Regions from separate parts of the Mus musculus genome. Here region 1 is linked to region 2. The links are chromatin loops, found by intact Hi-C in ENCODE. Cell type or tissue: gastrocnemius. All regions are shown on one strand. Each heading gives the region's core, and the rest is flanking DNA. Links, peaks and the distances in the headings are about the cores only.

What was found. Hi-C counts contacts between places; a loop is a spot of excess contacts. Peaks named below come from ENCODE experiments on the same cell type or tissue, not always from the same donor. Only the 100,000 strongest peaks of a DNase experiment are listed, where the experiment ranks them.
Region 1: a loop joins it to region 2, with 4 times the contacts of the local background. A loop is called at or near these places in 22 of 42 quality-filtered maps.

Annotation. Positions count from the first base shown.
Region 1 is chr7:78,784,815-78,790,189 of GRCm38, forward strand. Mrps11 (mitochondrial ribosomal protein S11) reads left to right here. Exons shown (of 6, transcript NM_026498.2): 3 at 3,861-3,959. Among named protein-coding and RNA genes, the nearest start is that of Mrps11, 4.4 kb to the left of the region's middle. In gastrocnemius, for the core only: no CTCF peak of the experiment used is centred there; no DNase peak of the experiment used is centred there.
Region 2 is chr7:78,844,281-78,849,655 of GRCm38, forward strand. Det1 (de-etiolated homolog 1 (Arabidopsis)) reads right to left here and starts at 2,931. Exons shown (of 5, transcript NM_029585.3): 1 at 2,827-2,931. In gastrocnemius, for the core only: a CTCF peak has its summit at 3,042; a DNase peak (open chromatin) is centred at 2,968; H3K4me3 peaks cover 1,929 bases; H3K27ac peaks cover 2,699 bases.

The sequences.
Region 1 (5,375 bases), core at 68-5,067, 60 kb before region 2:
ACTAGGATTGTTGGGGTTCTGTCCCTGCTCCAACAGTAAAGCAGGCAATCAGGCATAGCCGTATCTGTCCAGTTCTGGGACGAGTTGATGCCATGTCATTCACTCACTCATTCATTCGTTCATTCATTCATTCATTTTTAGGATGGCCTTGCTGTGCAGCCCAGGCCACCCTCAGACTCACAATCCTCTTGCCTTGGCCTCTTGGGTGCCTGAATTACTAGAGCATGCCCCAGCCTCAGCCTTACTCTTTAGGGAGTCTATAACCACTGTGTTGATGTGAAGCCATGGGGAGCAAGAATGGAAGCTGAGAAGACTTGAAAGCAGTTAGAAAGCAGTGGATATAGGTAAAAATAATGGTGTCTGGAATAGGGTGATAGTTTTACTAGCCAGCGGACTTTGGTTTTTGTGTTTTATTTTGTTTTGAGACAAAGTCTTGCTGTGCAACCTAGGCTGGCCTGGAATGTGCGGCAGTCCTTAGTCTCCCGGGTGCTTAGGGATTACAGGCATCTGTCCACACCCAGCTACAGATCTGTTAATATAAAATGTGAGAAAAGGAGAGGTGTGAAGGCTCAAAACTGGGCGCCAAACAACTGAAAATATGGAATTGTTATATATTAAAATGTCAGGGACTAAGAGTTGAGATCTGTGTGGTTAAGTTTAAGATGCCTTATGCTTGCTTTCGAAAGGCCTTGTGTAATCATGTATAATAAAAGAAAACATTTGAGACACTTAGCATCAGAGTAGGAGTAGAGATGCCATATAGACGGATATCTGGAAGGAGGAAGAACCAGCAAAAGAAAACTCCTCCCCAAGACAGGAAGAAAGCCAGACAAGATTTCCCTTTTAGTGTGGTGCAGCAAAGTAGGGACCCGAGCCGTGTTTGGCACTGCAGACAGGATGGGGTGGCAAGCAGCTAGCATGATTGCTCATTGGATTTAACAGTATGGAGGTGGTTGGTGACCTTCAGTACAGCCTTTCTGATGGAGAGCTCAGAAATAACTTCTCATTGTTTCAAAGAAAATAAACAAGTATTGTCATTCCTTTAAGGAAGCATTGCTGTAAGGGAAAATGAGAAGTTCTTAGGAACTTGGGGTTTAAAATGTGTGGAGTTTTGGGTGGGGGGTTGTTTGGGGTTTTTTTTTGTTTGTTTGTTTATTTGTTTTGTTCTTGTTGTCTTGACTTTATGACATGACCGTATGTTTTGCTTCTGGGAACCAGAGAAAGACTGATACTGAAGTGGGAACATTGCCAGAGCAGTGTCCTTGTGGGGCTAGTGATGCAGCTGGAGCGCGATGACAGGAGAGTCCTCCAAGGCCTTGGGCACAGATGTTCCGTGGTGGAAGCTGGAAGGAAGTCTGATTGATTCTATTTCTCTGCAGAGGCCATCAGCTGGCCCCGAGGAAGCAGGCAGGGCTCAGATGTTTACAGAGACAAAAGGAAATATAGAAGAGGCATCCAGGAGAGTGGGAGGATAACTGAATTGAGGATGATTGTCAGGCATCTTGAGAGCCTGCTCGATGCTGGCAATTCATTAAGATGAAGCACTGGGTCTTGGTTGAGTCAGATTTTGCCCCTCCCCACCCCCAGGTTCTTAGCAGTGTCTAAAAAGTTCTAGTGGTCATAAATTAGGAGATAGAATCCAGTGAAGTAAAGCCAGAGATGCTACCAAGCACCCCACTGTTCCCAAGGCAGCCCCCCACAGAAGTGTTAAATCCAAAATGTCAGTCAAAAAGCCCTGGTGTAGAGAGAGACCAGTCAACCATGCCGTGTTTGCACAGACTCAAATTATCTAGAGAGATGGATTTAACAAGGGCTGGGAGTTTGCCAGGAGACTGTGAAGAGAGACAGGGGAGTTGAGACTAGGATTTAGTCCCCGTGAGGAGAGAAGTAGTACCTGAGGTATGTGGAGTGACAGCAATCTGACGGGCTCCTCAGAGTGCTGCCCTGAAGATAGCAAGGGGTCAGGGGCGGGGGTGACCAGGAATGCTTGAAGCCAAAGTTATGATGCATGCGTTGGTAATGATAATGGCTGCCTGAGACCCCAAAAAGTGCATAGCCAAGGTAGGACAGATGACGGTTAAAGGAGACAAGGTTTAGAAATAAAAGTGCAGATCTTTTGGAGACCTAGCAGAATTAGTCAGTAGCTATTTAGAAGTAGTGCCAGATGACACTGAGCCAGCTATGGTGTTTGCAGTTTATTTGCATTTTAAATATTTTTTTAAATTAAATATAAGTGTATCATCCCCCTTCCATTTTCTCTTTGTAATACTTCCTTTATATCCCCCTCTCTCCTTCTCAAATGTATAACCTCTTTCTTTTTTTTTTTTTTATTTAATTGTCGGAGGTGTATTCCTAACTACATAAATATTACCTGATCAGTCTGTATAATGTTACTTGTATGAATATTACCTCAGGGTTGACCACTTGGGATTGGATCTCCCATTTTCAGTATTCCTTAATTGCTTATATTTGCACTTTTAAAGATTTTACAATTAAGCCAGGCATGGTGGAGCACACTTTGATTCCAGTACAGTACAAGCGGGGGCAAGTAGATCCCTGTATTGGGGGATAGCCTGGTCTACATAGTGAGCTCCAGGCCAGCTAGAGCTATATACTGAGACCCTCAAAATAAAACAGTCCATTGGTAAATGAACCTCCCCGCCATGAGAGAAGGCAGAAAGACTAGTCCCAGAAAGCTCTATCTCTCTTAGAGCCTTCCTTAGAAGAACTCAGTATACCTTCAACCTGAGAGAATCTTGTCTTGTTTTGTTTTGTGATTGGCTCTTGCTATGTAGCCCAGGATGACCAGGAACTCTGTCATCATAGCTGGTCTTAAACTCATGGTTGCTCTCCTGGCTGGGGTGTCTTGATCTTGGCCATGCCCTAGATTAAGTGGCTTAGGCTCCTAGTTTAGATCTTGCTATATAAAGGGCATTGTACTGGTTTTACTCAGACTGACACTTGTATTTGCACAACACGGGTGGGGAATCCATGGAGAAATGATGGTCACTGAAACAGTAGTGTCATCTACAGGACTGGGACACTTTCCTATCAGTACAGAAGCTGATAGGCCAGCCGCCCACAGAGGCTGTGTGTCAAGCTAAGACTGGGCCACAGAAAGCAATGCAGTGTGCTGAGCTTTTGAAAATATCCCTACAGAAGCAGATGGGGCGGGGTGGGGGGATGCTTGAATGGTAGCGTGTTTTCAGCATAGTAGAAATGCAGTGTGGGTGTGTGAGTACAAGTCTGAGTCTGATTTAGGTGTGTAGGCATAATGAAACAGCCGAGTGACTCCCATCTGAAATGCTGAATGACAGTGCTGTGCGTGTTTACACTTATAAAGAACACAGACCCAAGGCCAGTCCCCTGGGCCCAAGGCCTGGCTTTTCGTGCGCGCTAGCCCTCTTTCTGTTTGGGACTTGAGTTCTCCACCTGAACAGGAAGACTCCAGCCTCAGGGGAACCCAGTAACCCAGCACACCGTCAAGGCCAGTGTTCCCAACGCTGAAACACTAGAGTCTCCATAAGGTTTGACCCGTAACAGGAGCAGAGCGCCTCCTCCAGAGCCAGGGGTTTGTCAGCGCTTTTTTGATCTGGTGTGTGTGTTGGGGGAAGGATGGTGTGGGAGGTTTGAGGCCTTTTGTGGTGGTAGATAACAGAGGCTGGGCAGTCTTACGGTATATCCTAAGCTGTACGTATCCCTGTTAACCTTGAATTCAGCCTTCCACCCTGCCCTCCACCTTGCTTGGCTCACAGTATTCAACTATTTTATTTTATTTTATTTTATAGCATGTATGTATTTCCTTTGATTTAAAGAACTAACAATCAGGAAATTAAAGAAAATGTTTCTTCTGATTGCAGCCTTTACCCTCCGGTTCCAGGACAGGAGAGCTCTCTGCAGTGGGCAGGGATGAAGTTTGAGGACGTCCCAATTGCACACATTAAAGCAACCTACAACAAGTAAGAAAAGGGTGCCCGCGTGAGTCCCCTAGGAACTGCTTCTGCCTCAGGCCTTCTTGGAGTAGAAGTCGGGTGTCAGATGCTAGCTTCGTCTCTTCTTTCTTTATAAGCTTACTCAAGTTTCATGAAACTATAAAATAGATTGAGTACAGTGTAATTGTAAGGGTTTCTGCCGTCCTTGGGACTCCTATGCTAGCATCAGAAGGGCTGCATTCGAAGCAAGTGGAGAGAGAAGCAGTGCTCAGATACATGATTTACTTGTAAAGTAGCCAGAATGTATAAGCCCCTTAGTTAGCCTTCTTACCTTAGGCCCTGTGCACTGCCCTTTCCCTAGCAGGGCTAAGTGTGGCGGTGAAGGAAAGACTACTGTGTGCTGTGGGGTGCTAGCACAAGACACAGGTGCAGTTGGGCTCCCAGCTGCAGAAGCATAGGGCACTGGCGACAGCTTTGCAGGCTAGGTCCTACTTGAAAGTGGGATCTGAGTTTGGTGGCATCCTGCCTGCCACACAGTTGCAGCACAGCACTGGAGACGATAATCCTGGCCTAGAATGCGAGCACCCAAGAGCCACAGAGCCTACAGCAGCATCTCTCTCCCTTCTCGTGAGCTAATGCAGACGTGGCTTCTGAGCTCTCCACACCCTGCTGTGTCTGTGCCTTTTCAGTACGCCCTGAATGAGAATGCTTCTGTGTAGCTCCTGAAGTGTAAGCGACCCCAGGGGAGGAGTGAACTCCATAACAAGACCAACAGGCAGGTGGTCCCTGCTCAGGGCTGACCCAGCAGGTCTCCTGGACAGCTCCCCTTCACTTTCCCCTTCCCAGGAACACCCAGAAAGCTCTGCAGAAAGTGGGGTGATGATAACCAAAGGGGAGACAGAAAACATGCCTTAGAATTTGCTTAAAGTCAGTCTTGGGGGGTGGGTGTTTTCTAGACAGGGTTTCTCTGTGTAGCCGGGCTGTCCTAAAACTCACTCTGTAGACCAGGCTGGCCTCAAACTTAGAAATCCATCTGCCTCTGCCTCCCAAGTGCTGGGATTAAAGGTGTGCACTATCACTGCCCAGCTTAAAGTCAGTCTTAATTACAATTTACCATTTTAAAGCAAATTAGGAAAAAGCTTCACTTACTTAAAATAATTTTTGGTCAGAGAATAGAATGTCATAAGCATTTGAATTATAATAATATTATAGGATAACTGGTTTTGTGGGATTATTTTGAGTCTTTATGGTTACCTCTGAAATGATAGATACTAGATTCGCTTCAAAACAGCCCATGGATGAGGGCATGTAGCGGGTTTAGAGGAGACACTGTATTTGGATGTGACGGTCATTGTTGGAGCAGAATGAGGTAACAGGTCTCTGGCATTTATTCATAAACTTTTTTAAATTACCTTATTACATGTTTACTTAGTTGTCAGGAGT
Region 2 (5,375 bases), core at 266-5,265:
AAAAAAAAAGCAGAACTCAAGAAAACGGAACAAAACATACTAACACCTCTATATGAACCTGAGAGCTTCCCGGACAACAGTGACCTGGATTCCTCTGCGATTACAGTTGCACAGTGACCCTGACATTTTGAATTTTAATATCTGAAAAGAAGGATACAAGACACGAAGAATACCTTCCAAGTATAAACTAACAGGAATTTTCGAAGAATAAGCCAAAAAGTACATCAAACATGAACAGCACAAAAATCTCCTACTCAGGGTCTAAGGGCACACAGTAAAAAACCCCACCACCTCCACTCAGGAGGCCAAGGAGGGAATATCACTTGGAGTTCAAGGTCAGGCTAATGCAGGTTGAAACCTTGTCTTTATTTCTGAGACAGGAGCTCAAGCAGGCTTTGATCTTGCTATGTAACCATGGACGGCCTTCAACTGTGATCCTCCTGCCCCAGCTCTCCAGTGTAGGGTTAAAGAGTTACGCACCCACACTTCACTTATAGGGTGCTGGAAATTGAAGCTGGGGCCTTGCACAGGTGAGGCAAAGGGTCAACTCTTTTACTTTCCCCAACTTTTTTTTTGTTTTTGTTTTTGCTTTTTAAAAAAGTTAACATTGCAGATTTCTGAGTTCGAGGCCAGCCTGGGTCTACAGAGAATGTTCCAGGACAGCCAGGGCTACACAGAGAAACCCTGTCTTAAAAAAACAAAAACAAACAAACAAAAAAGTTAACACTGGACTGCGCATATACATTTGCTGGGCTGTTATATTAAAGCAATTTGTAAATTTAAGCAATCTCTATCGAAATCCTAATGGCATTTTTTTTTTGAAAACAAAATTTCACGCTAAAAGCAGCAGGAAATCTCAAAGAGTAAAAAGTAGCTAAGATGATATGAACAGTAACACAGGTAGAGCTCATACTTCCTGCTTTCAGAACCTATTATACCACAATCAATCAATCAATCAATCAATCAAATGATTAAAAAAAAAAAACACCAAGTTCTAACACTTGTATAGACAGGCCAATGGAGAATAGAGTCCCAAAATAAGCCTTCTCTTGCCACAATTAATCTTGTCAACATGCCTGGCTTCGAAAACTCTAGGAGATCCGTGAAGCATACTTCTGGGTGTCTATAAATCAGTGCCAGAGACAGGAAGACTATGAGGGCTTTCCTCAGGTATCTAGCCAAAGGGTCTCATACATGAACAAACACCATTTGGTAGTTAATAAGGCCTGGACCAACCGCAGGCACGTGGATCTCTGTGAGTTTGAGGCCAGCCTACTCTACATAGTGCGTTCCTGGACAGTCAGAGCTACATACACAGTTAGGCCATGTCTCAAAACCCCTACCCACCTCCTACCCTGCTACCCCAGGGAAAGGGGAAAGGAAAACCTACAGGGTGAACAGAGTATTTGCTGTCCAAATATCTGGTAAGGGGTTAATACTTAACATATTTAATGAACTCTTAGAACTCGACAAATAGCCACAAACCCAGATTCAAATACAAATGGCCAACAAAGAAGGTTTGCACATCAATAATAGAAAGAGAGAGAGAGAGAGAGAGATCTATCTCAAAAGCTTGGAGGTGGTAGTAGTGTTCTGGCAAAGGCTTTCATAAAGAGCAGCATAACAGATTCCCCAGGACCACAAAACAAACAAAACCCTTACAACACATAGTCAGGGTATTGTTTTGCAATCCTTTTGTTTCAAGCTTATCCTCATACAAGCTACATCCATTGGATAAAGATCTAAAAGGCTTGCAGAGCCGCCAGACCAGAGGGAGTCAGGTCTCTAAACTACCACCTCTGGTTGTTTTTTGGAAGGAACCCTTCCCTGAAAGCCACTCGCTCATTTGCATATTGCCTAGAGCCACTTTAGCCCTAGGAAAAGAGCAGAGTGACTGCAACAGACCACACACTGAACTCTACTATCTGGTCTTTTGTAGACACTAAATTCTTCACCTTTGAGAACTGTCTCCAATATCAGCCTCATCATCCTGTCTTTGAAGGCCTTCCTTCACTTAGTGAGACATAGATTCCAACACACTAGCCACTCAATTGCAACTCTCTGTATTTTACTAATGTGTATATTTATGGTGATCTCTCTGGGTCAAGTATACACTTATCTGTTGTATGCCCACCACAGTGCTTAACACGTAGCAAGCTTCCTTCTTAAACGGTGGGCATACCTCAAGCCATCTTCTTGGCTAACGTGGGTAACCACAGGGGAACTTTCATTTTCCGGAAGACATTCTCTCCGGTCCACGCCATAAATTCTCTCGTTGCAACGTTAGTAGTGTCAAGTTTTGGGGAAGTCTTTCTGACCACCCCACCTAAAGGACTCATCTTTTTCTTGTTTCTTTCTCTAGTCATCTGTCACATTTTTTTTTTTTAATTTACACGGTCGCTTGCATGGTTGTGTTTAATGTTTGAGTCTCCTCGTTGAACTGTACCCTCTCTAATGGAAGTAACCAGGTCTACTTCGGTCACCGCGGTATACTCTTCCAGCCCTGGGGCTGGCACATGGTAGACGCTTTGGTGCGGTGCGGTCTGAAACGAAAGCCTGGCTAAAGCGGGTCACTAATTGTGTGAACGCAAGGTTTATTCCTCGTTGGAGCAAGTGCACATGTCCCCACACTCTTGGCGACTGCTTCCAAAACAAGAAAAGGATGCCAAGAGGCAGACACACATGCCCATGGTCGCCCCCGGAAAGAAAAGCCCAGGGCGGGGCCTCCCCGGGCAAAGCCGGGGGCCGGAGCTCCTGAGACCCGGCGAGCATGCGGGGAGGAGCCCGCCGCGGAGCTCTCGCGGGCCGCAAAGGGCAAGTCCTCACCTGTCGAGTCCTGGCTCATGGGGCCAGGGCAAGGGTCGCCCTAGCCTGCTCCGCGCACACCTCCCCCGGCCCCGCCCCCACCATGCCTCGGGACCCCGGCGTCGGCAGCCACCAGCCCGGGTTTCCGCCCGCTACCGGAAGCGCTGCGCAGCGAGAAGGGAAGATCGGAAGATCGAGACGCCATGCAGCTAAGGAGCGGCGCAGCGCACCCTGGCGTCCGGAGGAGAGATCGAGACCATAGAGGCTGGATAAGCCCCGGACCAAGTGATCCAAGGCACGTTCATAACTACTATGAGTAGGAGTTAAGTTTTCACCTGCTTCTTGCATACTGGTGGAAGATGGATTATACATGCACCATGTCACTGCGTTTTCCATGCTCGTGGTTGCACGTGGGGATACAATAAAAGCTTCTGTACTAAATGAATCCAATACCATTGACTGGCCTTTTCACCTACACGTTACTTCATTTAATTTTCTTTTTTCTTACAAGCTATTTCTTCCCTGTGAGTCGGTGGCTTCTCTCCTTTGTGCTTGCGTGTGTGTGTGTGTGTGTGTGTGTGTGTGTGTGTGTGCGCGCGCGCGCGTTTGTATTTGGGTGTATGGTTTATTTTTGATGCTTTGGCAGGAAACCAAACCCAAAATATCTTCTCTTAAGGCTTCTGGGTAGCCACCGCCACTGTTCACCCACCACTGTCAAATATCTGTTTCTGTTGATGTGTATTGCTTTGTTGTGTCTCTCCTCCCTTTGGTAGATTATAAACTGAGAACAGGGATTTTTGTCTTATTTTCTGTTCCAGCCCCACCTCCCACCCCATAACAAGGTTTGACATCTTATAGAATCTCAGTAAATATTCCATCAGTAATCCATTGTGGTCTATCTCTTCTGGACCCCCATGCCATCTCCATTCTATATCCCCAGCTCTTCTGAGACATAGGATATAGAATTAGAGGCTAGGTTGAGCCTTGCTCTCTCTCCCAACCCTCTCCATACCCAAAGGACTCAGAGAATGAATATCTCTGCAGACCAACACATGAGAAAGGGATATGTGTTGACTTTGACCAGGGAGAGAGGAAAATTAAGGTCTAAAGGGGAAAGGTGACTTGGGGATATAGACTGACTATGAAGAGAATGATAGGTTTCTGGCCCAGTCCTACCATTTCCAGGCTCAGTATTCTTAGGTGCTGGCTTTAGAAACCTCATGCCTTTTTCTGGAAAATGACTATACCTGCCTCTTAAGGTTATCCCAAGTATTAAACCTGTTAGCCCTAAATACTTGAAGTCTTGATAAAATATTACTAAAGCTTTCCAGCCACAACTCTCTTCCTTTCCCATGATGAAACTGAGACCCAAAGGGGACATACATCTCTTGCACAAGTTCATACAAGAATAAGAGCCAGTAGGGGTGGGGCCACAGATTATAACCCCAGCATTTAGGAAGGGAGGCAGAGGAATCAGTAGCTCAAGGCCTGTCTTGGCTGCACAGCAAGTTGACCTTGGCTACATGACACCTTGCCCCAAAGCAAAGCAAAATAAACATGGGACAGGGCTGTGCTAATACTCAAGGCATCAGGTCAGATCCCAACTCGGACAGGTGGGTCCCCATGTGGCTTCAAGACACGCATCAGCTTCTCCGAGTCTGGGTTTTTCTTTTTGTATTTTTCATCTCTAATGTGTACAGTGTTCTGACTTCGTTGTAGAGAGGTCAGATAGAAGGATAAATTTAAACTAGCAAAAGCTTTGAACTTGGAAATAGTTCAAGCCTGCTCCTTCAGTTCTGGGCCTGGGGTTTGAAGGTAGGCGTTCCTTAATAACTGCTGTTTAGGATTAGAAAGCAAACTCTCCCTTCTGTGTGGTTGTGGTAGGGGCAGGGTAGGGTCAACCTTCAGAGGGACTCCACCCTTATCTCATGCGGAACAAAAATAACTCAAAATGGATCTAATCCACAAGTCAGGCTAAGCCCTGGGAAGACATCTTAGACATAATTTATTGTAACCTTGGGTTAGTCAACAGCTTAGAGGAAAGCAAAAAGGAAGCACGTATCAATGACTTCCTTAAAAAAAAATAGTTGTTGTATTCCAAAGGACAGTTATTAGAGTATAAAGTTAAAGCTGTGTTCAACAGATACAGGGGGATTGAGAGTTCGAGGCCAGCTTGACCTACGTAGCAAGTTTAGGGCAAGCCTTGGTTGCATGAGACTCTGTAGACCAAACCAAAAAGAATCAAGTACTGGTCCATGCAAACACATGGGTGAACCTTGAAAGCATTATACCAGGTGAAGGGAGCCTGATATGATTTGCCACATACTGTTTGACTCCATCATTTGAAATATCCAGAATGGACAAATCTATAGAAATAGGAATCAGATAAGGGACTTGGAATGCTTAGAGAGGTATACAGTGGTTGCTAATCTGGATCGTTTTTTTTGTTTTTGTTTTTTTTTTTTTTTTCAGGGGCAGGGGTTGATGAAAATGTATTAAAATTAGGTAATGGTGAATGCCACACTTCTTAATATACTACAAACCATTGAACCAATAATTTTGAAATAGTA